2 separate regions of the Homo sapiens genome follow, and region 2 is linked to region 1. Evidence: read pairs that join two places in POLR2A ChIA-PET (ENCODE). Cell type or tissue: OCI-LY7. All regions are shown on one strand. Each heading gives the region's core, and the rest is flanking DNA. Links, peaks and the distances in the headings are about the cores only. Region 1 has its middle 120 kb from the start of CXCR4. Region 2 has its middle 14 kb from the start of CXCR4.

What was found. Peaks named below come from ENCODE experiments on the same cell type or tissue, not always from the same donor. Only the 100,000 strongest peaks of a DNase experiment are listed, where the experiment ranks them.
Region 2: POLR2A ChIA-PET joins it to region 1 with 15 read pairs; 11 of 35 experiments call an interaction of 5 or more read pairs at or near these places.

The regions. Positions count from the first base shown.
Region 1 is chr2:136,230,693-136,247,135 of GRCh38, forward strand. No RefSeq gene overlaps it. Among named protein-coding and RNA genes, the nearest start is that of CXCR4, 120 kb to the left of the region's middle. RefSeq lists enhancers at 5,048-6,247, 5,344-5,844, 8,477-8,546, 12,984-13,484, 13,485-13,985 and a silencer at 11,467-11,761. In OCI-LY7, for the core only: CTCF peaks have their summits at 6,692, 6,903, 7,810, 9,399 and 1 weaker place; DNase peaks (open chromatin) are centred at 7,889, 8,299, 9,019, 9,409 and 1 weaker place; H3K4me3 peaks cover 2,898 bases; H3K27ac peaks cover 4,991 bases.
Region 2 is chr2:136,095,821-136,112,263 of GRCh38, forward strand. No RefSeq gene overlaps it. Among named protein-coding and RNA genes, the nearest start is that of CXCR4, 14 kb to the right of the region's middle. In OCI-LY7, for the core only: no CTCF peak of the experiment used is centred there; no DNase peak of the experiment used is centred there; H3K4me3 peaks cover 1,184 bases; H3K27ac peaks cover 1,751 bases.

The DNA of each region.
Region 1 (16,443 bases), core at 5,520-10,519:
TTAAAGTGTAAAGGAAATCCAAATTAATTTCTCAGGATAGCATCACCTGCTTTGTGTCAGGGAACAAACAGTGAGTCAGAAGTGTCATATAAAACCCAATAGCAACGAGTTGATTCTGCACCGAGGTTTGCAGAATGGGAATGCGACTTCCCTGGCTCCATGACTTGATTCTGCACTGACGTTCACAGAATGGGAATGCAACTTCCCTGGCTCCATGGCATGTTGACGAGAGTCAGAGCTGAAGACCAGGGAGCCTGGGGGTGGTATCTATTGGAATTTTTCAGCCTCACTGATCAAAGTAGCTTGGATGAGATGGAAAAGGGCCAGAGTTCAGGCGGGGGGAAATATAGCTGGGTCAGAAGGAGTTTCATTGACAACTTAAGGAATAGCAACTCCTCTGGTATTCAATATGTAGGTGAAGCTAAAGAGGATATTGGGAATGTGTGCAGGAAGCCTCATGCAAGAATTTTCACAGTGGCACTGCTTGTAATAACAAAAACATTGGAATTAACTCAAATGTCCATCAAGCAGAGACTGGATAAATGTACGGGGGTGAACTTGCTTAATGGAATAATAGACAGTAATGAGAGTGGAATAAACAAGAGCTACATGTATTAACATGGATGGCTTTTCAACTGCACAATGCTGAGCAAAAGAGCAAACAGAAGAAAGAAAATGTGTGTATAAAGAAAAACCATGCATGTCAAGTTTAAGAAAACGTGAAACCATACTATATATTGTGTATCCAATTGTGACTGGATATAGACATACTGAGTACAAATGTTTTAAAATGCATGGGAATAATAAAAACCAAATTCACTTTAGTGGTTATATTTGGGCAGATGGAGAGGAGACGTGACCAGGGAGGGGGTACACAAGAGATGCCAATTGTATTAATGTTTTATCCTTTAACGTGGGCTGTAGGTACATAGATGTTTTGTTATATTACTCTGTAGTTTTTTTGTAAGTCTGAAATATTTCACAAGAACTTATCATCCCCCTCCTATCCACACAGAATTTTTAAAGAATCTAGAAGATAGCGTTTCTGAGGAAGGAAAATGGGTATGTTGGAGTGTTACAAAGAGAAATAAAGTGATGTAGTGTCTTGCAAGAGTAGGTGCTTAATATATGTATTTGCTGAAATTAACAAAGTTTGGGAAGGAAAGTAAACAGACCCAGAGAGTAATAGAAAAGGCGAATGAAATGAAAGGGCTCTGGGGAGAAGAAAGTTTGGATCCAGTGATGTGTGGAAGATAGCAGCACACACAATGAAGCAAAACGGGAGGATCGGTGAGTTGGATGGATGCTGAAAACCAGCCAAACTCCCCACTTCCTCAGCCTCAGAGCTTGGAAGGAGCTTCTGCTGTGTTGGGAATTCCTGTTGCCAGAACGTCATCTTCTAGGTGCAGCTCATCAGGATGTTGTAAATGGTTTCTTAACAAAATTATTCTTGCTAAGAGAAAGGGAGAAAGAAAATGCTTTTGAGTTTATCCATGCAAGAAGGTCATCAAAAAATGGCGATCAGCCTGAACTTTTTTGCTGAACTAAGAGAGTTCCTTTAGTCGTTTTTCATGAAGTTCACAGTGTGATTTTTATTCTATTTTGTAGATCATGTTTTCCTGTGATCTACAAGGTGACATACAGCTTTGATAAGGATGTGATCAGCATTCTGGTTTAATAATTGGCATACAATGGGTTTTTTGGAATTGCATCATATGTCTTCAGTATTATTATTTCTTTGCTTGGGTGATTTATTCTCCTGGATTCTGAGAACACAAATTGGGCTTTTAGAGTTAGCAAGCTGAAAAATGTTCGTTTTTAAACCTGTTACTCCATAAAGTCGGCTGTGCCCTGAGCTCCTTTGATGTTGCTCAGTAGACACTGAGAACGTTTCAGACAAATTCATTTTTAACTGCTCACGGAGGGCTTTGGATTATCATCTAGTCATTGTTCTAACCATTGGGACAGACCTTTGCTGAACAATGTTGGATTAATCAGGCAGAACAGAGCTCGAATCTCCTCATTCCTTTTGTCTGTATGAACTGAGCCCTGGACTCACAGCACGTAGAATTCTGGGGCTTAGGGAGCTTCTGCCTGTGCTTTATTTTGTTGTTTTATTCAATTAAAAATTAATTTTAGTTTGTTCTCTTTCTCCTCCATGGCTCAAACTATTAAAGATAGTTCTGAGGAAGGAAATGCAAAATAGCAAGAAATTGTTCTGCTTGCCAATGGCCCAGGGCCTCTTGCTTTCTAGGTTAAAAGGACTGTTTGGGGGAAATGAAGTTCTGTCTCTCTAACGACACTGTTTAGTTTTGCATCCTATTTTAGTTGGAGGGTGAAATGAACCAGATCTGTTTCTAGCCAGTCTGACTCTTTGATTCCAGATTGGGGCATCTTCAACAGGGTTTTATATCCTGTTGGAATGCAAGGCTATTTTAAGAAATCCCTATTGGATTGAGAAAAAGCACATAGTATAATTATGGTGACCAAACCATGTGTCCCAGATTTTCCAGGATGTTCCCCAAATTCATGTAGTTTCAATCTTTTCAATAAAGTAAGTGCATTTTGTATGCATCAACATGGAGCCTGATAAAGGGTATCTTTGTGTATGTGAGTGTGTAAAATAAAAATAAATATATATAAGTATATATATTTTATATAAATAAAAGTGTATATACCCACTTTTTTGCTGTGTGTATTCATTTAAATGAAATCTTCTTTAGGATCTTGTGGTTTCAGAATAGATGATCAGTAAGTATTGCAAAAATAACTGTCAAGGTCCTAACTAGCTGAGTGACCTTGAACAAGTCAGTTCCTGTCTCTGGATCTCATCAGTTCCTCACCATTCTGGCACATAGCAGGATCTCAGTAACTGTGCTGTTGAAAACCAAATGCCAAGCCCTTTCAGAATTCTCAGTCTTTGTCTTTACTTCTCCCTCTGTGTGTTCCATACTCCATGGCCTAGTCCATTGTACTTGCCTCAGTCTTCATATTGTATGATCTTTTACTGTTGTCTTGTAAGCTTCACTCCTAGGCTGCAAGAGGCTTGAGGGCTGGGATGGGTCTTCACATTTAAAAAATCTCCATGGTTTAGCACAGTGCCAGGCAGATATAAAAAAACAAACTGAAGGAAATACACCAAAAAGATGAGATAATAGATGACAATAAAAATGTATTCTTCATACTTTTTCATATTTTCCGTTATTATTATTATTATTATTATTTGAGACAGAGTCTCACTCTTGTCACTGAGGCTAGAGTGCAGTGGCACAATCTTGGCTCACTGCAACCCCTGCCTCCCAGGTTCGAGCAATTCTCCCGCCTCAGCCTCCCGAGTAGCTGGGATTACAGGCACCCACTATCATGCCCAGCTAATTTTTGTATTTTTGTAGAGATGAGGTGTCACCATGTTGGCCAGGCTGGTCCTGAACTCCTGACCTCAGGTGATCCACCCGCCTTGGCCTCCCAAAGTGCTGGGATTACAGGTGTGAGCCACTGCACTTGGCCCATTATTTTATTTTATTTTTAATCATAAATAGTATTACTTAGAGAATGATAAAAACAAAAACAGTAAGTGGTATTTTTTTCGAACACTCAGGATCGGAGAGGATCTGAGAAGCATGCTGTACATGTTTCCACCCCAAGGCCAATGTAGCATCCTTGCCTTAGCTTCCAATGTGCAAGAACAGCTGGCTATTCCTAGGGCTTTCCCACAAGCCCCAGACACACTGTTGTGAGGGGCGGCCACGTGGGTGTCACAGCTGGGAACTGGTTCTACTGTGGCCTGTCCCTTTTCAGGGATTGATTTGGGCTGTGTTACGGTAATCAAGCACAAACCAACAGTTATGTGGGATGTCTTATATATACCAAATACCCCTGCAGCTGGAACGCACTCAATTATCTTGACTGCCTTGGGGCTGAGCTGAGTGATGCAGCCAGGCCCTGTGCTAGGTGCGAAAGTGACTCAAAGGAGCCAGGCTGTGTGTTTCATGCTGTTTAGCAGTTTGCAAGCTAGTTGGGCTAATAATATGTGTGCATTCAAAGCTAACCAATATCAGAAGGCAGTATTTAAGCTTCAAATGAGTTTCTAGGAGGTAGAGAGGGTAGGAGGGCTGTGTAAGAAGGTGGTGTTTTGAGATGGGACTTGACCCAGGGTCTCCAATGGTGGCGAAGAGGAGGCAGGCCTTCCAGGGAAGGAAACAGCTTGCAGAAAAGCCTAGCAGTGGGAGTAAGTTTGGCTTGTGTATTTCATTTAGGGGTGGTGGGGAACTGAGTGATGGATGGGGACAGAGAAGAAAATGTGCAGCCGCGAATGGGAAAGTGATGGAGACGTGGGTATAGGCCAGGTCTGGGAAGGTTGTGAGAGCAGGACAAAGGTGGAGCCATGAACTGGAAGGTGGTATGGGCCCTTGTGTGGCTCTCAGGGGAGGAGGTGCTCTAATGTAACCACTCTGGGCCACAGATTCTTCCCATATGTGGAAATGTGGTATGAACCCTGTTAAGAACATGGGCCATGGGTGAGATGCTTGTGTTTGATTCCTGGCTCCACATCGTATCACCTGTTTGAGACTCAATTTCCTTATCTGCAAAATGGTGATAATGAAGCCCCTTCTCATAAAATTGTTCTGAGGATAAAGGAGATAATCCATATAAAGTGTTTAGCATAATGTCTGGCACATTGCATGTGTCTAATAAATCGCTGTTTTATGCAAATGAATATTAGTACTTATTTCATCAGTATGGTAAAAATGGTAGTAAATCTAGAAAAACCAAATATCAAAATAACTGGAAATTATTCTATTAAGAGAATGAACTTGAGAATGCTTCAGGGAGATCTTTGTTGGAAAGTCCCACTCCAATTCTACAATTTGGCTCCATTTACTGTGGCTTAGCTTTTGTGAAATATTTATGTTGGCAGGTTACTCAACTATAATTTTTGTTCGTTATCCCTCTAAGCTTGGTGAGGAAGATTAGTCTGTTTATCTTATATTGCAGAAGACACATGTAGATATAAATGCACTGCCATTTAGTTACAACATCTCTTCCATTAGCATTTACCGTGGTTGTCAGCCAAACTTCTATGGGGTGGAGGGGAAGAGAAGGGGACAAAGGGGTCCGTGAGTGACGGTGGTTGGGCAATTTTATACTGTGAAGAAGAAGGTGGTGGAAAATTTGGAGGCACCAGGGTGGTTTCTGCTTTGCCAGACTTAAGACTCAGCCTTGGAAGTCCTTGCAGAAGATTAGGAATGACCAAAATTGCTAAAACAAGACTGGCAAAGCAAACCAAATACCTCATACTCTTTAAAATATTAGTCATTCCTTCGGATGCTATAGTTTAAATTCTCCCTAATTAAAATTAACAACCTTTGGGGGACATTTGAGTGCCATTATCAGTGGACTTCTTAGTGGAGAATTATTTTCCAAGCCAAAGGACAACACCCCCAAACTTGGCTGCTACTTGACATTCCTGTGTGCCGGACTTACGTGAGTCTTTTTAACTAATGACAATGGTGAGCTGAGAAGGTCCTCCAGGGGATATGACTCACAGTGACTCAGGTGCACCAGAGCCTTGATCTAGCCCTATTGTTTTTCGTCAATAGGCCTTTGCCATGATCCAGCTGGAATATCAGTGGAATTGAGCTGGTCATGATAGAAAGAGAGGCCATTCAATGCCAATGCTCTTGTGAGATGCCTGGTAGTGCCGGTTACCTCTGCAGTGGCTGGCCCTGGTCTATGTGTGCTGTCTAACCACATAGATGATGGTGGCAGTGCCTAATGGTCCAGGCAGATGGGGGCCTGAATGAGCAGAGGGAAGGCATCAAACACATCTCAGGGCACAGCCTTGACAACATCAGATGCCTCCTAGGTTCTTCTCATACATAATAATGAAACTTTTCCACAGCCCTGCAAAGCACTGGTTGCTGTTTCACATGGGACAAATGCCTGTGTTGACCCTCAATTCCAGCCCACGGAGCTGACCTCCTGTGTCTTCTTCACTACCCCTCTATAGGGCTTTTTACTCCCATTTGAGAAAAGAATGATGCCTCCATTTAGAAGGAAACATACTGCACCCCAGGCTGGGCCTTTTGTATTTGGCTCAAGAGCTGTGCAGTGTTTGTTTTTTCCCTGCCACACATCCATTTCCCCTTCCTTTAGAAGCAGCATTCTAGTTTTCCTTGGGGTCAGCATCCCTTCCTCAGCCTTAGCCAATGTGTGGGCCAGATAGAGCTGACCCCACCCTCTGGAGTACTGGCATATGTGTGTGACCTAGGTCCGGCCAGTTGGCATCATAGTGCTTGTTTCAGAGATGGACACATATAAGTCAAGCTGGACCGATGGGTATTAGCTCTGGGGTTTTTTATGTAACTATTGACAAAGAGGTGCTTGCTTTCCTCTGGGGCTGCTAACTTGGTAGGGTATAAAGTTGGAGCTGCTGGTAGATTATCTACATGAATAAATAAGAAGAGCTTGCCCAGAGAATAAAGTAAAACCAAGAGGCAGAGGGAGAGAGACATGTTCCTGAAGACAGTGTTTGAGCACCTGGGTACCTGAATGTGGATCGTTTAAAAAATTACACAAGCCAAATTAATAAGCTTTTTTGTCTGAACCATTTTGAGCTGGTGTTTTTGTCACTTACAGCCTAAATAATTTTGGATAATAAAAAGTTCATCAAAAAGGTGTACAATTAAATTTAGGAACTTTGAGGTTGCAGTGCTGTGATCCCACCACTGCACTCCAGCCTGGGTGACAGAGCAAGACACAGTCTCAAAAAAATTTTTTTAAAGGAACTTGTATTTTCCTGAGGACTGTGCCTTCACATATTGTCTGTGGTACTAGCAGTCTACCACCTACCCAGGGACCACAGAAATCTTGGGTGGCAGAAACGGGCAGTACTTTTACATCTCCGATACCTGTGGCTTTTGGCCACCTCGATTTTAGAGAAGAGAGTCATAGGTAATGTTTAGTTGAAGAACTTTCCTCAACCAATATTTTCCAGATAACTTATATTTTTCTTACTTGTTTTCTGTAATATTGAAAAAGTGTCCAGGCAAATACTGACCCTCTGGGCTATATAGAAAAGGTATAGAAATCATTCACTGGAATGTAAAGTTGAGTGTATTCTGAGCTTTAATGGATCTGAAACATTTCAGGAGAATATCACGAAGTTCTGGAATCATCATTTCAGCATAGGACCTTAGAGTCCTGTTCTGGTTGAACCTCTTTATCCCAGAGGAGAAAAGATTCAGAGAGACAAAGAAGTTTCGCTTAAGGCTCATGGTGAATATAGTTGCAGACAATCAGTACAAATGAAGAGGAGAGAGGGTCCTGCTGAATACCTCATAAAGACCAGAAACTAGACCCTTTGCTTACTGTATTATAACTCTTTGAACAGATTCCCAGCTGAAACCATCAGAAGAGATGATTGGACTCACTGCTGAAACATCCAGCAGTGTGGCCTAGCTTCAGGTAAAGATGGATCCAGGAGTTTGGAATCAAATCCTAAAGACAAAGTCTCTTTTTTTTCTCTGTGTTAATTGTGCTGCTTTCCTTTGTGTTGGTTTTAATTCCCCAGCAGGTTCTGTCCACATGGTAGCTTCTGGCAGCTGTTAAGATTTTGTGCTACCAGATTAGTAATTCCAGTTGATGAACAGCTTATATTTCCCAATAGTTCCAGCAGAATCTCAGGAGTCATGTTTGTGGGCTCCAAAAGGGTAACTCCTGAATCAGTCAGTATGACCAGGGGTTTGCTGTCAGCATCATGGGCCAACTCAAATCAGCTGAGTGGAGACTGAGAGTAGGGGAGGGGTGGGCAAGGTGAACATGCTGTTACCTGGAGGAGGAATCATTGCCAGAAACACTAGAGGGCCACTACTCTTACGATGGGCAAGGAGGAGGTGGGGTGGGGGAGGGCCAGAGATTTTCTTTCAGGAGCTAAATCCCAGGGCTTAGTAATGGTATTTGGCCTTAAGCCTGCAAATGGCACTTTCATCCAGCAATATAAGCCCTGAAGTTTTTCTCAGCTGCAGAGAAGAGGTTTCCAGGAGGGTGTCAGTTTGGCCCTTGCTGGTGGCCTGGCCTCTGCTAAACATCTCGGCCGTGCTCCTCCATTTTCTGGCCGTGATAAGGCACCCCGCCAAGCATATCTCAGACAAATATCTGTATTGTTTGTGGTGTGATTGTGACTTCCTGTCTTCCAATTTAGTTTTCTGCCTTACTTTTCACTGTCTGGGTCATTTGATACTACATCTGGCACTTCCTGTTTTTTAAGACTCTGACTCTAGTCATCTGACTGTAGAAAACAGAGGTCAACTTCTTCATAAGTGATGCCAGCTTTAGTCACTTGTTTTGGTATACTAGTTGAGATTTGCGTAAGGAAAATTGTCAGGTGTCTGCTGGTTTTCTTAGCCTCAGACACTTCCCTATTTATAAGTTTTTGTTTTTCAGACATTGGGACTTTCTCCCCCTTGTGTGGATGTGGTGGGAGTGGGTGATCTCTGCCCTGTCCCTACAAATAATTCAACGGTGGTTCTCTCTCTCTTAAGGAGAACTACCAGTCCCGTAGATGCAGCTCTAGAATGAGGGTGCTTTGGGCATAACAGGCTCAGCCATCCTTCTGGTGTCTCGCCCTGTCTCCTTTCCCATCCTTGGGTTCACTTCTCTCCCTTTTTCTCTTCACTTCAAAAGTGGTTAGCTCCAGTTAAATACCTGGAGTTGGGACAGCAGAAAAGCTGCTAAATGCAGATTTGCTTTTTCTCACTAAAGAAAGAGGAACATTTTAGTCACTAATTTTCACTTCATTTAACCTTTCTTTCCACAGAATGGCCTGACTTTTGCTGGAAGGGGACAAAGCCCTAAGACATTTATATCCATGAGTAGAACATTTATGATATCACTTACACAGCTTCCTGGCCTGAGCTTTTCCAGACTTAGCTTATATTTTAGTCAAAGTAGAGGGATGGATTTAAGGAATTGTCTAAGATAAGTGAGAAGAGAGGACATTTGTCCTACCTAAAGGCAATGGCAGCTTGTGGGTGTGGCGGGGGGAATCTATAAAAAACATCGAAACAGGCTGGGCATGGTAGCTCACGCCTGTAATCTGAGCACTTTGGGAGGCCAAGGTGGGCGGATCACCTGAGGTCAGGATTTTAAGACCAGCTTGGCCAACATGGTGAAACCCCATCTCTACTATACAAAAATTGGCCAGGCATGGTGGTGGGTGCCTGTAATCCCAGCTACTCGGGAGGCTGAGACAGGAGAATGGCGTGAACCCCGGAGGCAGAGGTTGCAGTGAGCTGAGATCGCTCCACTGCACTCCAGCCTGGGCGACAGAGCGAGACTCTGTCTCAAAAAAAAAAAAAAAGAAACAAACACTTGAGGCTTGACATTCTGCTCCTTCTCCATGTGAGGTCTTCACTGAGCAAAAGCAATGGTTAGCTGTGGCAGCTGTGAAGAATCAGAGCATGGCTGTGGGTATGTTCCACCAGCATCTCCAAGGCTGTAGCTGGACTTCACAAAGGCTCAGTTTCCAGATGAGCTGCCTCTGACTGCCCTACTTCCCAGGGGCATGGGAGGTGAAGGCCAAATCTCCTCTCCTCTTCTCTCCTACTTTCACCTCAAGCAGTGGGACCACTGGAGCTGTGGAAATGTCTAGGCCTCCAGTGTTTCTGCCAATAGGGTCACAAGAGCAAGGAAAATCTCTTGTCTCTGAATTCTCCCTTCACTTGTCTTACCTGGGTGATGATGGAGGGGCATGTTGGAAGTCTGTCTGGCTAATTGTGTAAGAGTGTGTGTGTGTGTGCACGTGCACACACATACATGTGAGACACACATGCTCAGCAACATCCCAGCTCAGGCCTTCATATTCCTCAGTTAGAACTACAGAATTAAGTGCTTACCTTACCCATTGAAAGAGAGGCAATACTGCTCAGTGTCATGACTTAAAACAAGGGAAAAACCAACCAAATCCCAAACCAAACAAAAACTCCCTTGTTTTGTTGTAATGCTTTAAATGACCTCATTTCTTCTCCAAAGCCACCTCATGAGGTTGGAAGGACAGGCATCATGGATGGATGGGAGGTTTTAGATGGGGAGAGGGAAGGAACCCACCTGTCAGTGGGCTTCCACATCCAGCGTCAGTTTAGAAGGCCTGCATTTCATTTTTAGTTGACAAAAGAAACCAAACTGGCCAGGCGCGGTGGCTCACACCTGTAATCCCAGCACTTTGGGAGGCTGAGGTGGGTGGATCATGAGGTCAGGAGATTGAGACCATCCTGGCTAACACGGTAAAACCCTGTCTCTACTAAAAATACAAAAAAAAAAAAAATTAGTCAGGCTTGGTGGCGGGCACCTGTAGTCCCAGCTACTCAGGAGGCTGAGGCAGGAGAATCGTGTGAACCTGGGATGTGGAGCTTGCAGTGAGCTGAGATCATGCTACTGCACTCCACTCCAGCCTGGGCGACAGAGCAAGACTCCATCTCAAAAAAGAAACCAAACCAGCCAACCAGCAAACAACAACAAATGGCCTTTCACCCATACAGACAAAAGAAATCTGACGTGCCTGGAGTTTATGGAGAAGCCATCCAAAGCAGATGGGGCCATCACAAAGTTATCAATGCCACCAGAAAGGGATGGACACCTGCGGTGAAATGAGATTTCTAGAGTCCCTCTAATTGCTGCTTCCATGTAGGAAGGTGTCTTCCTACACCCTGTCCCTGAAGCTCTAACAGAGGTCAATCAGGGCAGCAGGAGTTTCTTGGTGGCCTGTAGAAAGGACAGCGGCTCACCCTGGGGTTGGACTCTGTCTCTGTTCCCTTTCTTTTTCTTCCTTCTCACCTCCACCAAGTCTGATACCAGTCCCAGTGAGGATATCATCTGGGAAATACCTCATGTGTCCCAGGAGTCTTACCTTTTGCATGTTCTGCTCTGTGATCTCTGGTGGGAATCTGCAGTACAGCAGGACTGGACTGGAACAAGGCAACAAGGACTAGGAGCCTTCCGTCCAAATCTTGGCTTAGCCATTTTCACTTACCGAATGCCCTTAGGGAGGCACTTAATCTTTTCAAGTCCCTCTTGGTATATCTATAAAATAATAAACCAAGGTGTTTTGTGTGGTGTTCTAACAGTGCTTGGTACAGTGCCTTGCACCCAGTAAGTCCTCAATACAAGGAAGAGATTAGTAGTATCCTCTGGATACAGACCAATTTTTCTAATCCTGAATGAAATTCCAATAAGCTGCTACTTTTGATTATCATGATAATCAGAGATACTATGATTTTTGAACATCCTCTCTTTCAAAAATATATTTGCTTATGGCTTAGTATTACAGTGAAGCCTCCGGCATGCGACAGACCTGGGTTCATGTTCTGGCTTCACCATTTATCTCCTTCTCTTCTCTGTTTCCTTATCTGAAAGCTGGGGCTAAGGACAGACAGTTCCTTCAGGTTGTGTTATACATATGAGAAGTGTATGAAAAGGGCTCAGTGAGTGGTTGTTGTTGTTCCATTTTATTGAGTACGTATTGTGTGCTCATGTTCTCACACCTGATTTCTTGTGTTGTCAACACAATAATCTTGAGAGGTAGGAATTATTATCATTCTTATTTTATGGGATAGGAAACTGCGGCTCTGGGAGGTCAAGTCTGAGGTCACATAGCTAGGAAGTGGTTGAAACTGCACTGAAATCTCAGTGTGGGAATCCTTCCACATCACTCTCCAACTGAACCCTATACATTTTTACCCCAGCCCTAGGGTTCCTACCTTCTCTTTAGCTTTCGGCATTTCCACGATTCACTCTCCTCTGGGTGTGCCACCCTGTCCTCAGCCAGGATGCCCAGAGGCTTCCTGTCCTGGCCTCTGCCATCTCTGTCTCTCTCCATGCTTGTCTCCCCCACCAGACTTCGGCATCCTTGAGGCCTGTGGCTAGGCCAGTCCCTACTTACCCAGCGCTGGTGGCCAGCCTGGCCCACAGCAGACCTCTCCCCAGTGTGTGTAAAATTAGAAACTGACAATGCAAGGTAGTGCCTGGGAGTTTCAGGGTGCAGGGCCATCCCACACTGTCTGTCCACCTCCATCTCTGGGTGACCTGGCACAGATGGGCTGTGGGACGTTCTGAGATGTTCCGAGATGGCTGTGGACTGTGAACTCCACTTTCCTCTGAGTCATCAGCACTCCACATACACTGAGCTCATCTGACTCTACTGGCAAGATGGCCCAGGCCTGCTGGCTTCGGGACCCACATCCTGCCCCCATCCTGTGTACCCATCGTGTGGTATTAGTAAGCCCAGCAACTCTGGGCCACACTGCTTTACCAGTCCTCTAAGCCTCTACTGCTGACCACAGCCACATGCAAGCTTCCAAACATGCCTCAAACATGTATTTGTCTGTTCATTCATTCATTCATTCATTCCCACACTGATCTAGGTCCTACAGATACCTAGACAAATAAGGAACTCGGGCCAGGCGCGGTGGCTCACGCCTGTAATCCCAGCTTTTAGAAAGGCAGAGGTGGGAGAATAGCTTGAGCCCAAGAGTTTGAGACCTGCCTGGGCAATGTCGCAAGACCCCGTTCTCCACAAAAAGGAAAAAAAAAGACAAAAAAAAAGTGTAACAAATAAGGAACTCAGAGCTAAGTGTAAGGGTTTCCCACACCTGCATATGTCTCAGAGTCACCTAGGAAAGTTTTTACAAATACAGTTTCCTGGACTCCACTGGAGACCTACAGAAGAAGGATCTCTAGGAGTAGGTTTATAGGAATCTGTATATTTAAGATACTCACAGCCAGACTCTGAACACAACTGGTTTGGAGAACCTGTAGTCAGGGAATTCGCTGAGTAGCAAATACCTTGAGAAGGCAAGAAAGCAAGACAGAGGCTGCGAGTGGGGAGTGCTGCCCTGCCACAGCCTTATCCTTTGCATTTGGGATCATGGCCTCTAAAAATCCTGTAGCATTTTCTTCTTCCCAGGAGCTCCCGCATGCAAAACTGCTACCAGATAGTCAGCTCCCTGAGGACAGGGACACATCTATTTCCATCCCTGTTATGTCCCCTGTGCCCACAGCAGGGCCTGGTATCTAGAAGGTGCCAGGCAAAAATTTGTTGAATAAATGAATCAGTGAATGAATGAATTCATTCCCTGATTCCCTTTAGGTGCGGCATGCATACCATCTTGTCGTTTTGTGACAGTGTGTGTGTGTCTGTGTCTATAGGAGGTGGACAAGGAATGGCACAATAGGATGAGAGGTTACCTCGGCTTTGCATCCAGCGGGTTCCCTTCAGGCCCTGGGCTGTGAGGAGAAATGGGGTTTGGAAGTGGGGTCTATGGCCTGTCCCTGCAGAGAGAAAGGGGAGCATCGGGGCAGGAGTGTGCCCAGCCCTCTGGGGCGTGTGGAGCTTGCCAAAGACAGACCTTGGCCTGTGCTGAGGAAGAGAGAGGCGGCTGGCACAGAGCAGTCATTCAGACAGCAGTTGACCTCCTGCCAGCTCCAGCGAGGCCCTGAGGACCTCGGTCCTCCCCAGCCGGCCCACTGAGGCCTCAGAGAGAGGCCCATCCATCACGGGGGGCCCCCAGGGAGGGCCGGGGGTGGCTTTCTGTGTCAGTTAAGGGGCTTCATTTTCAGCACAGATCTTGTCAAATTCAAGCTGTCAACCGCACAGACCCTGAAAGCCTGTCACAGACCCCTGGGGACAGGCGTGTGGTGCATGACCTTGAGGGGACTCTGCTGAGTGTGGGACTGTGGTGATAAGAGGGACAAATGAGAGGAAGCCACCTGGGCCAATTGCATTATGCTTGTCCACACCACCCCTTTGTGCTTGTCCTTGAGGGACGTTGGGGCAGCTGCACTGAATATATTTCCTCCTTCCCTCTCCTTGGTTCCCCCTCTCCCTTTCTGCCATCTCTTACAAGGCACAGGGAAGGAGGCAGTGCACTCAGGTTAAGGACAGACTGGCTCTGCTGCCTAGAAGCTGTGTGACCTTGGGCAAGTGACTTAACCTCTCTGAATCTTTTCCCTCAGGTTGTGATGAAGATTGTATGAGGTGATACATTGCTAAGAACAGGCGGCATATTGTAACTGCTCCAGGGTTATTCACTATTGTTATCATTTTCATGGAGGTAAGGCACAAACAGTTTGGATTCCTTGCTGGTGTTCCCTCATCTCCTTAGCATTTCAAGCTGCACACTTCAACTCTACGTGACCTCACAACATCCCAGTGCCCATTTAAAGGTGAATAAATGGGCAGGCATGGTGGCTCATGCCTGTAATCCCAGCACTTTGGGAGGCCAAGGTGGGTGAATCACTTGAGGTCAGGAGTTCGAGACCAGCCTGGCCAACATGGCGAAACCCCATCTCTACTAACAATACAAAAATTAGCTGGGTGTGGCAGCACATGCCTGTAGTCCCAGCTACTCAGGAGGCTGAGGCAGGAGAATCACTTGAACCTGGGAGGCGGAGGTTGCAGTGAGTCCGGATGGGGCCACTACACTCCAGCCTGGGTGACAGAGTGAGATGTCTGTCTCAAAAAAACAAAAACAAACAAACAAAAAAACAAACAAAAAAATATTAAAGATGAGTAAATAGAGGCCGAGCTGGGATTGAAGGCCAGGACTCCCACTAAATTCCCATTTTGGTCTTCAGATGGGTTCCTGAGGAACTAGATAGCCCTGCCAGCCCTGTGTGTGGGTGCAGCCATTCAAGTTCTCTTCTGAGGGGACAGGCCGGGCTCTGGGCAGGGCATTCTTCTGTCATGTCAGGGAGGCGGGAGCTGCTCTGACTGGTGGGCTTCCCGCCGTCCGCTCTGGGGCAGGGAATATCTCAGCTGGGGCTGTGAGGAGCTTATATCTGGTTATTGGGTGAAGGTTGAAATCACGTTAGCTGAAAGTGGCCATCGGGGCAGGCCTGAGACATGAAGAAGACTGAGAGCAGACGGGAGCTCTGAGGAATGAGAACGCCAGGGAGGCTGGGGAAGCAACAGCAAGACTGACAAAACGGGGAGCTGCCCAGGACCACTGCTGGGCGTGCCCTGATGTCTGTGAGGAGACTGTTTTGGACCTCCTGCGGGGGCCAGTTTAAAGGGCCCAAAATGTTCTAGAAGGCTCCTCTGAGGAAAGCCAGAGTTCTCTCACTTTGCACCTGTGTTGAGTCCTGGCTGCTGGGACTGGCCCCAAGCCTCCTCCTCCTCCTCCTCAGGAGGAAACATTGCTGGTTGGAGGGGAGATCTAGGCAGAAACAGTAGGAACCTACTGCCACCCCCCCCACCCCCCCCCGCTACCACCCCGGCCCTGGCTGGCTCCTCACTTGCACTGATCAAGCACCTGCTGGGTTAGGGGGTTACAAAAAGTTGTGGGACAGGGCTGTTGGTTTGGCCTCTCATCTTCGTGGGAGGATCCTTACCCCTGGCCAAGGCAAGGGGCTCACACAGCCTCTCAGGAGGACTGTGGCCAAAGGACAAAACCAAACTCCTCCCCCGATATCAGGCTGTGAGCCAAAGGAGCCTTGAACTGTGGCAATGGCAACTACCACCCAGAAGCAGTGCTGGTGGGGGGTGGGGGAGGGAGAGGCAGAGGGAAGCCGGTGGTGGTCTGACAGGCAGCGGGGCAGACAGGGGTTATTGAAGGGCATGGCCTGCCTCCACGATTACTCAAAAGCAAGCTGCACTTCTTACTGGCCCTTTAAGAACGGCGCCTACGTGATGAAATGCCAGGGCTGAGTGGAAGCCCAGAGAGTGTGACCAGAAGCCACTCCCTCTGTGCTGAGAGTCACGCAATCTATGGTCCATGCCCGCGAGTGACTGGGAGCTTGTTTGTGTGGGGGGCTGTTCCCGCAGCTGGAAGCCCCAGGTAATCCCAACCCCCTGCAACTCACAGATGATACTAAACTAAACAGCCCTGGCTGCCTCTGCCTCGGACCCCATGTTCTCTTTCCCTCTTCCTAGGTGTCAAAGGGCTTAGACTAGACGCGTGTTTCCCCAAATGCGCTTTTGGGTACCACTGGCAAAACACAAACCAAATTTAGGTAGTGGATGGACAGGCTATTTTATATATTTATTTTAATGCTTATTAGAAAAAATTTAACTGGCACATCAAACTTATGATTTCATGGTTATTGGTACCTGGGATAAGACTAAGTTTAGTTAGGTAAAAAAGGTAAGTCAAATTTAAAGAAAAAACAATCAGGTAAATATTAGTATGGTCAACACTGTCCACTAGAAATACAATGGGAGACAAAATGGGAGCCACATACATGATTTAAAATTTTCTGTGAGTCACAGGGAATAAAAAATAAGTAGCTGAAAGTGATTTTAATAACAGATGTTTTATTTAACTTAGTATATCAAAAATGCCATTTCTACATGTAATCACTAGAAAAATTATTGAGAGATTTTATTGATTGACTTTTTTTTTTTTTCTGAGGGCCCACTGCAACCTCCGCCTCCCGGGTTCAAGTGAT
Region 2 (16,443 bases), core at 8,239-13,238, 130 kb before region 1:
CACTAAATTTAGCATACTTTTCAGCATATGAGTTGAGGGGTTGTGGTGAGGCAGGTAAAAGTCAGTTCATGCAGGTGAAATTGTTTTTATTAACTAAGTCAAGATGGGGCTTTATTTTATTTCTGTGCATATAATTTAGGGTTCCATGGGAAAGTGGCACATAGCTAGATACCTGGAAGGGGGAAATCAATGCAGACTCCAGCTTTGGTATATATAGAGATTCCAAGGGCAGGACTTCACCTTGTTCATAATCAGAGTCTGACATGTAGCAGGTGCCTAATGGGGAACTATAGAAGGAACTGAAGCAAAGGGATGTTGAGTGAAAAGTGAAGTTAGTGGAGCACAGTGTTTCAGTGGCACTCATTGATGAGGATGGTGATTGAATATTAACTTGCAGTCTGTTTTAAATACAGAGAAAACATTTTCTTGTTTCTTTGACTTTAGACTTTTCATGGATATGTTGGAGATTTGAATCACATAATCTCAAAGGTCCATCTACACCTAAAATGCTAAGCATCTATTCCCAATTATTGTATCTAGAAAGTATTCTGTTTGCACCTTAGCTGGTAAATACTGGGTACCCTTTAACTTGGGTACCTGGCTAACTCTATTAGCTTATTGGGAACATGGAATATATGTCATGTGGTCTCCACCCTTAGGAGTTAGAGAGTAAGAATAATACATAAAATGCAGCGAGAAAGCAATTTAGCATTCAACTCTGGGCTGTAAGGGTCAAAGATGACTTCATGAGTGAGGAGCTTTGAAGAATGGAGAAAACTTGGGTAACTAGATAATGGGGAGAAATATCAATTCAGGTTGAAGGAAGAGTCTGATGAAAGATGGGAACCAGTTGATATGTTTAGGGACTGAGAATGTGGATATGTTTTTAGAATGGGAAGTAGAGAGAAAAATGTTTGCATAGACAGGCTAAAAACAGATTCCAAAGACTTTGATGGAGCTGGGCACAGTGGCTCACCCCTGTAATTCCAGCTACTTGGGAGGCTCAGGTGGGAGGATCACTTGAGCCAGGAGGTCGAGGCTGCAGTGAGCTATGATGGCACCACTGCACTCCAGGCTGGGCAACAGAGTGACAGTCTGTTTATTTAATTTAATTTAATTTATTATTATTTTTTGAGACAAAGTCTCTCTCTGTCTCCCAGGCTGGAGTGCACTGGTACAATCTCGGCTCACTGCAACCTGTGCCACCTGGGTTCAAGCGGTTCTCCTGCCTCAGCCTCCGGAGTAGCTGGGACTGCGGATGTGCAGCACCACGCCTGGCTAATTTTTGTATTTTTAGTAGAGATGGGGTTTCACCATATTGGCTAGGCTGGTCTTGAACTCCTGACCTCGTGATCTGCCTACCTCGGCCTCCCAAAGTGCTGGGATTACAGACATGAGCCACTGAGTTTGGTCGAGTCTGTGTCTTTCTCTCTCTCTTTTTTTTTTTTCAAAAGACTTTGATGTAAAGTAGAAAAAGACAGGCAATGGAGACACATTATCAGTGTCTGATCCTTGTCTTAGTGTCTCAGCATATTATAATATTGTATACAATGAGCCATCCTTCTGGAAATGCTGTCTGCTCTTGGCTTCCATAGACCCTACATTTTTGGATTTTCTTGAGCTTCACTGTCTTCTCAGTCCCCTTTGCAAGTTCATCCTCCTCCACTCAGCCTCTAAGAGTTAGAAGCACTCAGGGTTCAGTCCTTGGCCCTGTTCTCTATCTACTGTACTTGATTTAATCTCGATCCCTTTAAATGTCATCTGCATGGTGATAACTCTCAAACAACTATCTCTGGCCTCATCCTACCCCTGGAGCTCCTTAGACTCACATTTTCATCTGCCTACTTCACATCTTCACTAAGATATCCCCAGGAACCTCCCACTCACATGTTTATTATTCCCACTTACATAATGACCCCACTCTAGTTAGGCTGAGGCTGCCGGTTGCCCACCAACATCCTTTCTACGTTTCTTCCTTTAGTAAAAGGACTCCTCAATTTTAGTTTGGTGTATAGCTGCTCAACCAGAGGCTTCACTTCATGCCTCCATTTCAGTTAGGTGTGATCTTGTGGCTAGGCTCTGAACGATGAGATGTCAACAGAAGGGATGCAGGCCACTTTCAGATTGTGGCCCTAAAATTGTCCTTTCCCTCCTGGCTGGGACACAGTTGTAAGGGCTGAAGCCTAACACAGCTAACTTAGATCTAAAGACAGAAACCTTGCACTTATGATGCCAGAGCTGCCTTCCCAGCCCTGGACTCTCTACCTGTGGCTGATTATGTGAGAGAGAAATGTTTCCATCTTCTTTGAGCCACTATGCTTTGGGACCGTTCTGAACAGGAGCTTAGGCTATGCCCCTAACTATCATACCCAGTCTTCCCCACCTCATAAATTTCATCTCCATCCACCTAATTTCTCAAGCCAGAAAGCAGTGAATACCCACCCTATTCTTCTTCAGATCCAGTGTATCAGCATGTCCTACTAGTATTACCTAAAAAGTATAATTGAGATCCATCCACAATCCAAATTTGTGTGCAGCTACTACATTACCTCCTAACTGGTCACCTCATTTTATTTTTGTCCCCATATGACCCTTCAACTAAGTGCAGCCAAAGACAACTTTAAAACTTAAATGCATCATGTTGTGTTCCTGTTGGAAACCTCTCAATGCCTTCTCATTTCATTAAGACAAAGTCCCAAGTGTCCTGAACTTGATCCTCTATGATCTGGCCTTTGCTTTCTTCCCCAGCCTTACTGTGTGTCACTTTCCCCTTGCTCACCAGGCCTCAGCCACAATGGCCTTCTTTCCATTTTAGTTCCTCAAACGGGCCAGGCCCTTTCCCACCCCAGGCCTCTGCTCACGTGCTGTTTCTGCGTCTCCATGTCTATTCCCTCATGCTTTGTCAGTTCAGCTCCTATTTCTCTTTCAGGCATCAGCCTAACTCCCTCTTCCTCAGGTCTCCAATTGTGTTTCATAACAACCTATTCTTTTCATTTATAATACACCGCAATTTATAATTCAATGTTAAATGGAGGCTCTGTTTATGTGTTTGTGTGTGTGTGTGTGTGTGTGTGTGTTTTGTTGTTGTTGTTTTTTTTTGTTTTTGTTTTTTTGTTTTTTAGGCAGGGGTCTTACTCTGTCTCCCAGGCTGGAATGCAGTGGTGCAATCATGGCTCATTGCTGCCTTGACCTCCTGGACTCAAGCAATTCTCCCACCTCAGCCTCCTGAGTAGCTGGGACTACAGGCATGAGCCACCATGCCCAGATAATTTTTTCAGAGATGGGGTCTCATTATGTTACCAGGCTGGTCTTGGACCCAGGATCTCAAGCAGTCCTCCTGCCTCAACCTCCCAAAGTGTTGAGATTACAGGCATGAGCCACTGAGCCCGGCCTGTGTTCGTTTAATACCTGTCTTCCCTCCTAGACTGGAAGCTGTTAGGAAAGTGGGGCCATGTTGCTGTTGTTCACCTTCATACACCCAGCTTCAATAGGGTGCCTACCACATAGTAGTTGCTCAATAAAACTAGTACTTCCTGAAATGAAATAAGTCGTAGAAGAACAAGATGAGAGCAGAGGTTAAGAAAAATAAATCTGGGAGAAATGTGTAGAATGGATTTTAGTTGGATGGATAAATTTCCTACGACTGCCATAGAAAATTCCCATAAACTAGAGACCTTAAAACAACAGAAATTTATTCTCCCACAGTTCTGGGAGTCACAAGTCTGAAATAGAAGTGTCAGCAGGGCCGTGCTCCCTCTGAGGTCTCTAGGGGGATTCTTCCTTACCTCTTTTAGCTCCTGGTGCTTGTTGGCAATCCCTGGGGTTCCATGGCCGTGGCAGCATGACTCCCATCTCTGCCTGCTGTCACATGGTGTTCCCCTATGTGTCCCTTCTTTCTCTGGGTCTCCTCTTCTTAAAAGGATACCTGTCATATTGGATTTATGACCTGCATTACTCAGGTATGACCTCATCTTAACTAATTACATTTTCAAAGACCCTATTTCTAAATAAGTTCAGGCTAAGGTTCTGGGTGGACACGGGTTTTTGGGGAGACACTATTCCACGTAGAGTACTTGGGGTATAAGGAAACCAATTTGCAATCTTGCAGGCTGGAGGTGAAAAAGACCTGAACTGTGTTGTAGTGAGAATTTAGAGGAAAGGATGAAACCAAGTGACATTTAAGAAATTAAAGACCATAGAATGTTAGGGCTGGAAGAGATCCTAGAGGCTTCCATGTCTAGTGATTCTCAGGTTAGGCTTCTTATGTCCTTCAGATGGGGTGCCTCAGAGGTGGCCAGGAAGTAGAGGGCACAGGAGAGATTTTCCGGGTCTGCTACTCCTTGTTTAATTAGAACAATTATTATTTTATATTTTCCATGTTAGGTATCCACATAAGATACTGTTTGAAGATCAGTTGTGCTACATATCTCTTATTTCACCATTTAGGAAATTGTAGCCAATTAAAGAGTAAGACAGTGGTTCAGAAAAAATTGCCTAGTATGGACTACTGGTTTTAAGAATTTGGGGAGAAGGTGGCCAGAGTAGTATAGGAAACTTTCATAAAAGGGACAAGGTTTAAACCCAGTGGCTGCACTTGTGAAATACAGTGAGTAAACAAGGTTCAATTGTCTTTGTTCCTGTAAGCTACAGTTCTTCTGGATGGAGATGTGGGTGTGGCCCGGTCCCTATAGCAGGGGTGCAGGATGAGGTGGAAGGTGACGGGGACCTGCCAGCAAGTTCTTCCTGCCAGGGTCACTCAGCAACACGCTGAACACAGGGATGAAGGAGAAGGAAGTGCCTCAGGTGACATCCAGATCCCACAAGTAAAATATGAGGAGACAAGATGGTGTGGTGGGTGGGAGAAAGTGGTTTGGACCCAGATTTGGTTTATGGGGACCCCTTTTGTTTTGGACATTGGGTTTGAGGTGACATTGGAACAGTAAAACTTTGGTAAGTAAACTTGGATGAATTAAGTCATTTTATGTGTCTGTTTTGTAACCTCCATGACCTTTTAATTTCAATGACAGGGTAGTATCTCCCAGGCCATGGTGTCCTCCCCAGAGTGCCCATTTTGGAACATGCATTGTGGAAGTTAAGGAAACATCAGTCTGTGATGGGGACTGTCATCTCCACCTGAATCACACACTGTCTTACTCGGTGGCCTTTCCAGATCCACTCAGGGCCCTTCTAATTTTTGGTTTATACTACAGTCAAAGTTATCATTTCAAAACACCAAAACACAAACAGATTGTGTTAGCCACCCCTGCTTAAAACACTTCCCATTGCTCTTAGAGCAAGGATCAAAGTCCTTGAGGTACATTAGCAGATTCAGGCTAGAGGTGACTGTGTCTTGATTCTCTGGCCTTCCCTGGCACCACTTCTCCTCTGATCTTAGAGATCTGGCCACAGAGTCTCAGTTTCGCTGACTTCTTCCTGCCCCAGGGCCTTTGCACATGTCCTTCATGCTGTCATTTCCTGCACCCCTTACCCTCTCCAAACACGCACTCATTCCTCAGATGCCAGCACAGTTAACATTTCCTTGACCCCTGGCCCACCCCAGTCTAAATCAGTTCAGATCAGTTTCTCTTTTCTTTCAGAGCCCTATGCTCAGTTTATAAATGTGTGTTTATTCCCCAGGTTATTTAACATTTATTTCTCCTCTTCTAAGTTTCATATGAGCAGGGGCTATGTATGTTTTGCTGTGTTAAGCACCTAGCATAGCACTTGAAATGTAGTAACGGAATGAATGAATGAGTAAAAGCTCAAACTCCCAATATTTGACTTCTTTAGTTTCCAAACCCTAAAGTTGCATTGAAAAGCACAATTTTATTTTTTGGGCAAACACTACTTTTGCCTATAGAGACATATCACACTTTAACAAAAATGTACACTATAAATTTTATTTCTGCTATATAAATATTTGGCAAGTTAAAGTTATATCAGGTGTTAAAAATACATTTCTTTAGAGACCTTGATTTTGGCTGTTAAAGCACTTGCTGGGAGATGTTCCTATGTTTTAAGTGTAAAGGAATAGATTGTACTGACTTGGAAAAAAATCTCTAGAAAACCAGGTCCTTATATCACCTTTTGGAGGCTGTGACCATTGAGGAGGTGCTGCTCAGATCTCCCATTAAGAAAGAACTTTCCATGGGCCCAATTAGTCAACAATCTCTAGCTGGGAGCACCTCTTTCTGGCAGAGGCATCTGTACTTGCTCTTCCCAAGCAGCCCCCAGCCAATGATGGAACATGGTTGAAATCCCAGGGCCATTTCTGCCCAACACAGGACTTCTCTAACAGGTACCCTTTCCTTGGGAGCTCTCAGTTGGGTTGGCCAAGACTTTGTTGGATCTTCAATGTGGTCTGAGGCTTTCTCTTCCCAATCCTGCTTTCTCCCCAAGATCACAGTCTGAAGCCTTTCTCTTCCTAGTCTGCTTTCTTTCCCTTTCCATCTTCATACCCGATACCCTCTCATAAACCTCTTGTACTCCTAACTCTGTCTCAGCATCTGCTTCCCAAAAGATACAATGGATGCAGAGGGCTTCCAGCAATATACTCATGTGACATTAAAATGTTAGAAATTTAATTATTTTGTTTTATTGTCAATTTTCCTTTCCCAGTTCATTCCCTATGAAGATTTAGTTTATAGGCCAATTTATAAGGCCTATTTCTGAAATAAAGAATAATTCTAGAAAAAGAGTAATTCCTTTGTGACTAGCCTATAAGCTCATGGGGCCTGACACTGTGTTTGTTACTGTCCTATCCCAACACTTGACACATAGTTGATGCTCAATAAATATTTGTTGAATGAATGAATGAATGTATATCTTAACAACAAGGTTTGTTTGTTTTTTTTTTCCTGCTTATATTGAACAGAAGAGGCAAGAACAAGACATACTACAACAGCATTTTAGATGGAGGCTGTATTAGTTTGCTCAGGCTGCCATAACGAAATACCACAGACGGGGGGGTTTAAACAACAGAAGTTCATTGTATCATAGTTTTAGAGCATAGAAGTCCAAGATCAAGGTGTCAGCAGAGTTGATTTCTTCTGAGGCCATTCTCCTTGGCTTATAGATGGCCATGTTCCCCTCATGTCTTCACATGGTCTCCCTCTGTGTGTGTCTGTGCCCTAATTTTCTCTTGTTATAAGAACACCAGGCCGGGCACGGTGGCTCATGCCTGTAATCCCAGCACTTTGGGAGGCTGAGGAAGGCGGATCGTGAGGTCAGGAGACCGAGACCATCCTGGCTAACATGGTGAAACCCCGTCTCTACTAAAAATACAAAAAAATTAGCTGGGCATGGTGGCGGGCGCCGGTAGTCCCAGCTACTTGGGAGGCTGAGGCAGGAGAATGGTGTGAACCCAGGAGGCGGAGCTTGCAGTGAGCCGAGATCTCGCCACTGCACTCCAGCCTGGGCGACAGAGCGAGACTCCGTCTCAAAAAAAAAAAAAAAAAAAAAAAAAAGAACACCAGTTATGTCAGATTAGGGCTCATTCCAGTGATTTCATTTCACGTTACTTATCTCTTTAAAAACACTATTTCCTAATACAGTCACATTCTGAGGTACTGGGGGGTTAGGGCTTCAACAAATGAATTTTACAGGGCGGACATGGTGGGGGCCAAGTCAGCCCATAACAGAACTGCCAGTAAACAACTCTTTTGTGTAAAGATTTTTTTCTGAGATGCGGTCTTGCTGTGTTGCCCAGGCTGGTCTCAAACTCCTGGGCTCAAGCAGTCCTCTTGCCTCAGCCTCTTGAGTAGCTGGGACTACAGGCATGCACCACTGTGCCCAGCTTAAAGTGTTTTAACTTGTGTTGGATGCTAATGGAAATAGAAATAAAATACAATAAAACAAAAAATAAAAATTACATGAAATAAAGCAAATAATTAATATCCTTCCTTTAATGTTTAATTTATAGCCAAAGAGTTATATAAGTGTATCTATAAGTATAATGAAGTATAAGACCAAAATCTCTTGATAATTCCAGGTAGACTTGTGATGCTTGACCAGGTAAGTCATACATTGTAACAAAGACACAAATTTCAACTCATAAAAGACCATACACTTGAAACTATGAATAGAAAGGTCTTTACCATGTGGATTTAAAATCTCAATCAAAATAGGTAATACCTTTATCATTAAAACATATACTTTTTAGAAGAATTTATAGTCACATTTGGACAATTTGTTTTTGAGGATAATAATACAAATTGTTAACTTTTTACTTATTAATATATTAATTTTATTTATTTATTTATTTGAACTGGAGTCTCTGTCACCCAGGCTTGAGTGCAGTGGTGCAGTGGTGCAGTCAGCTCACTGTAACCTGTGCCTCCCGGGTTCCAGCAATTCTCCTGCCTCAGCCTCCCAAGTAGCTGGGATGGCAGGTGCATGCAAGCATGCCTGGTAATTTTTGTATTTTTAGTAGACACAGGGTTTCGCCATGTTGGCCAGGCTGGTCTCGAACTCCTGACCTCAGGTGATCCACCCACCTCGGCCTCTCGAAGTATTGGGATTACAGGCGTGAGCCACTGCACCTGGCCAATATATTAATTTCATTTTAACTATAGGCAAAATGTTAGCTTTTCCTTTCTAGTCCCTGTTTTCGATCTGATTCCTGAGCCTATCTCAAGTAATAAAAGTAACAGACTTGCAGAATCCTCTCCACAAAGTGAGCATTGGTCTTTTTCGCTGGCTTTTCCCACCTTGGAACCTTGCATATGTGACATGCTGCAAACCACCATTGTTGTGTGCGGCTATATTCTGAGGACTTATTCGAATGAAGGAAGTTCTTCCCCAACATGACATTTCCTTTCTAATACAATACAAAAATGGAATATTTAGGGTTGACCACTTACACATTGTTCCCATTTCAGGCCCCCACACTATTGCCGTCATGTGTGAATGCCTAACCCTTTCAGAGATTTCCGTTAGGGCTTTCTAGTATATTTACTTTCCTGTGGATTTTGAAAGACTTGACCTCTCTGGGAGAAGTGCTTTGAGAAACCCCAGATCTGTATTGCTTCTACTAAAGCCTTAACGGGCTGGTCTTGTGAAGATGGTGCCATGAGTATGTATTGATTTGAAATATGCTCACTTGCCATAAGTTCAGTCTGGCCTGTGGCTGCTCACACACAGCCCTGAATTGCATTCTCCTATACTTTGGGAATTCTCTAGAATGCTTCCTTGAGATCATGACCTTCAGTTCAGAAATGCTAGACTGCATCAAAGGCACTACTGGGAATATAATATAGTTAGGATTTCTGCTACTAGTAAACCCTACTATAGTCATGTATTGTTCAGTGACCAGGACGTGTTCTGGAAAATGTGTGGTGAGGCGATTTCGTCATTGTGCAAACATCACAGAGTGTGCTTACACAAAGCCAGATGGTGCAGCCTACTACACACCTAGGCTGTACAGCCTATTGCTCCTGGGGTATAAAGCTTACAGTGTGGTACTGTACTGAATACCATAGGCAACTGTAGCACAAGGGTATTTTTGTATCTTAACCCATATAAACATAGAAAAGGTACAGTAAATGCATGGTATTATAATTTTATGGGACCACTATCATATATGCGGCCTGTCTTTGATCAAAACATTGTTATGCAGTACATGGACTCTACTATATTCTAAGTACCTTGAGGGTGATATGTATGTCTGATTTTTTCTTTAGATATCCTACAAATGCCTATTTCAGTTCAACTCAACATTTATCTAGTGCCTAGTTGGGTCCTGAGTTGATTAAAAGAGGAAAAGGAAGAGACGAGGGTTCTTTCTTGGAGTACTTATAGCCTAGGAAGGAGCATGGGGATTGTAGACTTCTTTCCTCCCTTCCCTACACCTTTTAAAACAACTCAATCAGTTCACGCCTGTAATCCCAGCACTTTGGGAGCCCAAGGCGGGTGGATCATTTGAAGGTCAGGAGTTCAAGATCAGCCTGACCAACATGGTGAAACCCCATCTCTACTAAAAAAAAAAAAAAAAAAAAAAATAGCTGGGCATGGTGGTGCATGCCTGTAATCCCAGCTACTTGGGAAGCTGAGGCATGATAATTGCTTGAACCCAGGAGGCAGAGGTTGCAGTGAGCTGAGATGGTGCCACTGCCCTCCAGCCTGGGCAACAGAGCGAGACTCTGTCTCAAAAAACAAACAAACAACAACAAACCCAAGCCAATTATCTTTTCACTATTCATTATAGTAAGTTTGGAAAATAGGGAGAAATCAAAAGAAAAAAATATTTTACAATTGCCCCAAAGCTTATTACTTAACTACTGCTGACAACATTTTATCTTTTTAAAAAAATACGCAGACTATTGAACCTCTTTCATTTTACACATCGTAAACATTTTCTAACAAACTTTCCTCCCTTCTGTATACCTTTTAAAACAAGCCAATCGGCCGTGCATGGTGGCTTGTTTTCAAAGGTGTAGGAAAGGGAGGAATGTTTAAAAACATTTTCTTTTTAAACATTGATTAAGAAGCTGGATAATATTTCATTCTGTAGATTCACCATAGTTTGTTTCATTCTCATTTTGCTGTCAGATGTTTAGGCAAATGCCAGTTTTTTTTTTTTTTTGTTATTACAAATGTAATACTCAACTTTGTACACAGAGTATTTTTAAGATTTAGGATCAGTTTCCTGAAATTAGGTGTCTAGAAATGGTCTCTCTGTATCAAAGGGGATGAGCGTAGCGGCTCTGGAGACGTTTGCCCTTGGCTTTGGAAAGGTCTGGCCAGCTTATGTCTGACCAGCAGGGCTCAGAGGTGCTTGGCTCTCTCTACTCTGGCCCTTGGGACGTTATTATTTTAAAAATGTGTGCTAATTTGATAAGTAAGAAACAGTGTGTTGTTATTTTGATTTTCATTTATTTGGTTGCTAGTGAGGATGAACATTTCCTCATATTTTTGTTTATCAGTTTTATTTCCTCTTTTGCGAAGGGGTACTTTGAGTCCTTTCTGATTTTATTTACTATTTCCACACATCTTTCTTCTTTTCCACTCCATACGCATGGGGTTTCCATCTGGCTAGGGATTTTTTTCCAGGGCCACCTTAGCCTGGACGCCTTGTCCTCCTTTACTCTGGACCATGGGAACTGAGCAGCCGCTTTTGTGCTGTCATCCAGATATAGCAGAAAACTCACATTTACACAGAAAGCACTTGGCAGTTTCCTCAGCGTCTTCTCACATTCTTTTCATCTGAAACAGAAGCTGGGCCTCTCACCTTGGGAAGAGTGTTCTATAAAGTAATGAATTTGCTTGGAGATGTTTCTAGTAAGAGACAGAACAGAGCAGCCCCTTGGAGATTAGTTTTGATATTCCCACGAGGCACCTGAAGGCTAAAAGGAAATAGAATTATCCTCCTTCCCCCAAGAGCTGGGGTCAGGTCCAAAAACGCTTTCTGCACCATTGATTTTTCTTAGGCTTTTGTGGCTCAGCTTGTGGCCATGAAACACTATTCATTGCCATGGATTATGGCTTTTTCTTTTGTCCTATTTACGGACTGTCTGTGTAGTCACTGCCAAAAGTTGTGATTGGTGATTATCACTTTGGAGGAGCAAAGCTGATGTTGCTCACACCAGACAAAGGTTAGTCAGCGCACCTCAACAACTTTCATTAGTGAGACATCACTGCTGTAGCTTCAGGGAGTTATAAGAGAAGGAGATGCCACCTTTATCAGCACTCTGGGAGATGAAAGTGACACAGCTGCACAAAGGTGGATTAAAAAAAAGCAACTCTCTTACCCCAGATTGTTCTTTCTAAAATAAAAGACCCAGTAAAGAAGCAAGATTTTGCCAAGCAATATGGCAAACCAGTACCCAGACCCACATTGAGGGTTACCTGTGAAAGCATTTTGTCAATAGTAAAGGTGCCTTATAAGTGGTAGGTATCACATTTATGTGAATAAAGTCACTAGTTCTCTGGGGCTTTCAGTGCCTGAAGCTTAAAGAGTAAACTTTCTTATATTTCGAGTTTCACTTGTTCATTTTTATAAAATTTCTACTATCGCTTAAGCATATTCTAGACCAGGGGTTGGTAAACCACAGCCTGCAGGTCAGATCTGGCCTGCCACCTGTTTTTGTTTTTAATAGCAGAGAAGCAAAGAATGGTTTTTACATGTTTTAGTGATTGAAAAAAAATCAAAAGGAGAATATCTCATGACACATGAAAATTTCATGAAATTTAAATTTCAATGTCCACAGATACAATTTTATTGGGACACAACAGCCACACTCACTTTTTTATGCATTTTCTTGTTACCATGGCAGAGTTGAGTGGTTGTGCTGGAAACTACATGGCCCTCTAGGTAGCCTAAAGTATTTGCTACCTGGCCCTTTACAGAAAAAGCTTGGGACCAATGTTCTAGACACTGGAAATACAGCTATGAACAAAACAGACCTACATAGTCTTTACATTCACAGAGCTTACATTCAGGTATAGCTTACTTTAAAAATGGCCCAGGGGGACTGGCACCCTTGATTTTGGCTTTGGAAACCTCAAGTCCTAAACAACTGAGCTAACCTTATATAATTTTAGCCAACATTGGCACAGCCTTATGGAATCTGATTGTTTTTTAATCAAATGAAGTATCTATTAATTAACTATGTTAGACTGCAAAGGTCTTGGTGCTTAAGACATTGAATTTGTTGAGAAAACAATGTTTACAAATTTAAAAAGAAGATAATGCCATTTACAATAGCTTCTTTTAACTTTTCAAAAGCCTTTTATGTGTGGGATCTTCCCATGTCTCAGACTTCATGTGCTAAGAATTTAGGATGGAAAAGCTCACTTGGACTGATAGAAACAGAGTAGGCTTGCCAAAGGAAGTGGGATGTGGTCCAAGATGATGGTCTTGATTTCCTTCTTCAATCCCAGGAGCCTAACAAGTTGTCTTCTGTGAACAGAAGGCCAAAAAACTACCACCAGGGCTTTTTCCCATATCCTACGGCTTGGCAGGACTTTTGCTCTTATCTTCATGACGTGAACAGCTTCCTTTGGGCTGGTAAAGCAGGAAGGACGATCAGGATTGGGGGCCTGACACCCAGCTCGTGAGGTGGGCTGGGATATGATACCCCTTAAATGGGGAATGAGTGGGAGCAAGACTGAGGGAAAATTGGGTGGGTGGGTGGAATCTTGGATTTCTTAAAATGTTGGACATTGGAAAGTCTGCGAGGTCTTTAGCTAATTTTCCAGCATGTCTAGAACATCAAAGGACTACATCTTCCACTCTACCGTGAGCAGCTTTCATACTTGCCTGGTCCAGAGTGGTGTTCAGTAAATGATTCAGTAAGTGAATGACTGTGAAAGAATGAAGGAACGAAGGAAGGAAGTCAAGTCATACACAGGAACATTAATCAGAATACTTAGGGCCGGGTGTGGTGGCTCATGGCTGTAATTCCAGCGTTTTGGGAGGCTGAGGTGGGAGGATCACTTGAGTATAGGAGTTTGAGACCAGTCTGGGTAAGATGCTGAGACTCCCGTCTCTACAAAACAAAACAAAACAAATAACCCGAGCCTGGTGGTGCACACCTGTGGTCCCAAATACACCAGAGGCTGAAGTGGGAGAATTGCTTGAGCCCAGGAGGTCGAGGCTGCAGTGAGCCATGTTTGCGCCACTGCACTCCAGCCTAACTGTCAGAGTTGAGACCCTGTCTCAAAAAACAACGACAACAACAACAAAAAAACTTAGAGAATTTTGTGTGCTCCCAGGAATAGGAATTTATGGGTGTTGATTCATTTGCTTATTCCACAAAATATGAAGCTCCTACTATACGCCAGGCACAGTGTATCAAGTTAACTTGAAACCCATTTTATTTCAACCACAAATAGTGCAAATCTTTCTAGAATGTCAGTGTCTGCTTTGTCACTTACAAAAGGACAATCAGGTGAGTGTCCGGTCTTCAACCCTGAAGAGTACTGAAGAGCATGAAGGATGTTTTTGACTTCATAGTTATTTTCCTGAATATTGGCTAACATTAAGGCAAATAATAAAGTTCCTGTAGTGCTTAGGAAGGCACACTCTGGTGTCAGATGACCTGGGTTCAAACCCAGGCTTTATCACTTATAAAACATGTGACATTGGGCCAATTTTAAGCTTTGTTCTATGCTTCAGTTTCCCCATCTGTAAAATAGGCAAATAATAATACTTACTGTGTAGGGCTGTTACGAAGATTAAATAGTCAAAGCCCCTTGGTGTGTAGTAAACCCTCAAGGTCAATGTTAACTGTTATTGCTATCACATAGGACTTGACCTAGAAATAGAAAAGATAGGGAAGTTTGGACTGAATATGTTGAGAATGTGAGGACATCTCCTAGAAATTGGTTGTCCTGTTTTCACATTTATAGTGTGTGTAGTAGAAAGAACATTAACCCCTTTATTTGTAGTTAAACTTTGCCTGTGCCCTCGCCTGAAAATGGAGCTAGCAATATTGCTGGGACTCTTGCATCTTACATATGAGAGTGCCTGGAATTTCAATATACATTACTTTTCTTCAGACAGAGTCAAATACGAGGAAGTAATTCCCTTTAATTAAGAGTGTTGATGAGTTGGGTTCTGGTTAATTGAACTGTAATATGTAAATCAACTTAATAGTGGACTGGCTCTGCCAGATAAACACACAGCACCTGGTGTAGTTTGGTTGAGCACCTTTATTTGTTTGATTTTGAAAAACTCTGTCCCTTCTGTGACTTCTTCACATTGGGGATCCCTCAACTCAGCCTGCAGCCAGCTGGAATTTTCAGTTGAAAGAAGGATTTTCAGAAGGTTTTAGAAGATTTTAATTGTTGGACTTGATAAAATTGATTTAAATTAATCCAAGCCAGTTTCAGACAGTGGAACAATAGGCTGGTACCTCATCACTCATTTTTTAAATAAAAGGAGAAAAATGGGAAGTGTTCCAAATTGAGTCACAGGCAGTGGTGAGGATTAAATGAGTAAACATCGTTGGCTTTAGAGAGACAGATATTTGATGATAATTAGAATCCCCAGCATTTTACCATTTATTTTTCTTTGTAGGATGGCTTCCTAGCACAGCCTGTGGCAGCTCATCAGGGAACAAAGAAGAAATGACAGTGTCCCTGCCCTTGAGAAGCTGATACTCCAGTGAGAGAAGAAAACAGGCAAAGAGAAAGATGTCACGATGACAAAGTAACATTGAAATGAATGTAGAAGATAATTGTGGGGGTTCGGTAAGGTGGGAATGAGTAGAGTGCATTGAAGTGAGACTCACCCTGGAACCCTGTCCAGTGATACTGTCTTAGTCGGTTCTGGCTACTATAATGAAATACCATAGACTGGCTGGCATGTAAATAACATAAACTTATGTCTCACAGTTCTGAAGGCTTGGAAGTCCAAGATCAAGACACCAGCAAATTTTGTGTCTGGTGAAGGCCCACTTTCTGGTTCATAGATGGCACCTTCTAGCTGTTTCCTTATACGACAGAAGGGGCTAGCTAGATTTCTGGGATCTCTTTTATAAAGGCATTACAAATTGTGAGGGCTGCATGCTTATGACCTAATCATCTCCCGAAGACCCTATCTCTTAATACCATCACCTTGAGGGTTAGGATTTCAACATGAGAATTTTGAGAGGACACATTCAGACCATAGCAAATACCAAGCTTTTTATGGATTCATACTATTTCAGAGAATTATACTGGTTGGCTATATCCTTATTTCGATTATTACTATCACCTTAAAAAAGGGATTCTCAACTTTGAGCATTACTGACATTTTGGGCCAGATCATTTTGTTGTGGGGGCTGTCCTGTGTATTGTAGGATGTCTAGCAATATCCCTGGCCCCTCCCCACTAGATGCCACTAGCACCTTGTCTACTACTCCTCCCCGCGCCCCCTACTTCCTCAGTATGATGACCCCAAATGTTTCCAGACCTTACCAAATGTTCCCTGTTGGGCCAGTTGCCCCCGGTTGATGACCATTGTGTTTAAAGAATTCATTTCAACTATTTTATCGGCCCCTAAGGCACCAGCCTCCCTCTGAGGCTGTGTCCATGGGAATGCTATCTGTGGCTGCTTGCGGATCTCTCCAGCACTGACTGGCTAAGTCACACTGGCAGCCATGGGTGAGACTTCCTCAACGTGGGTGGAGCAAATTCCTACGATGCCAGGCTGCAAGGTTGCATTTCTGCATTTCTAGGTGTCGGGGATGCCTTGATTATTTTCCAAAGTAATCTAAATTTTGTCTCCAGGGATCCTTGCCCCTCCTAAATGGGTATTATCTGGGAATAAGACAGCTCAATTGTTTATGGAGCCTTTATTTAATATTTGACAATATCTAGGAGAAAGTCACAAACACTTAGTTCAATTATTAAAATAAAGCCTGTAGGGTATCTCCCCAAAAGAGTATCCCAGAATCATTATTTTAATTTAAGCATAATTATAAAAGGGGGCTGGGAAGCCTGCAGTAGGGGGAGATAAAT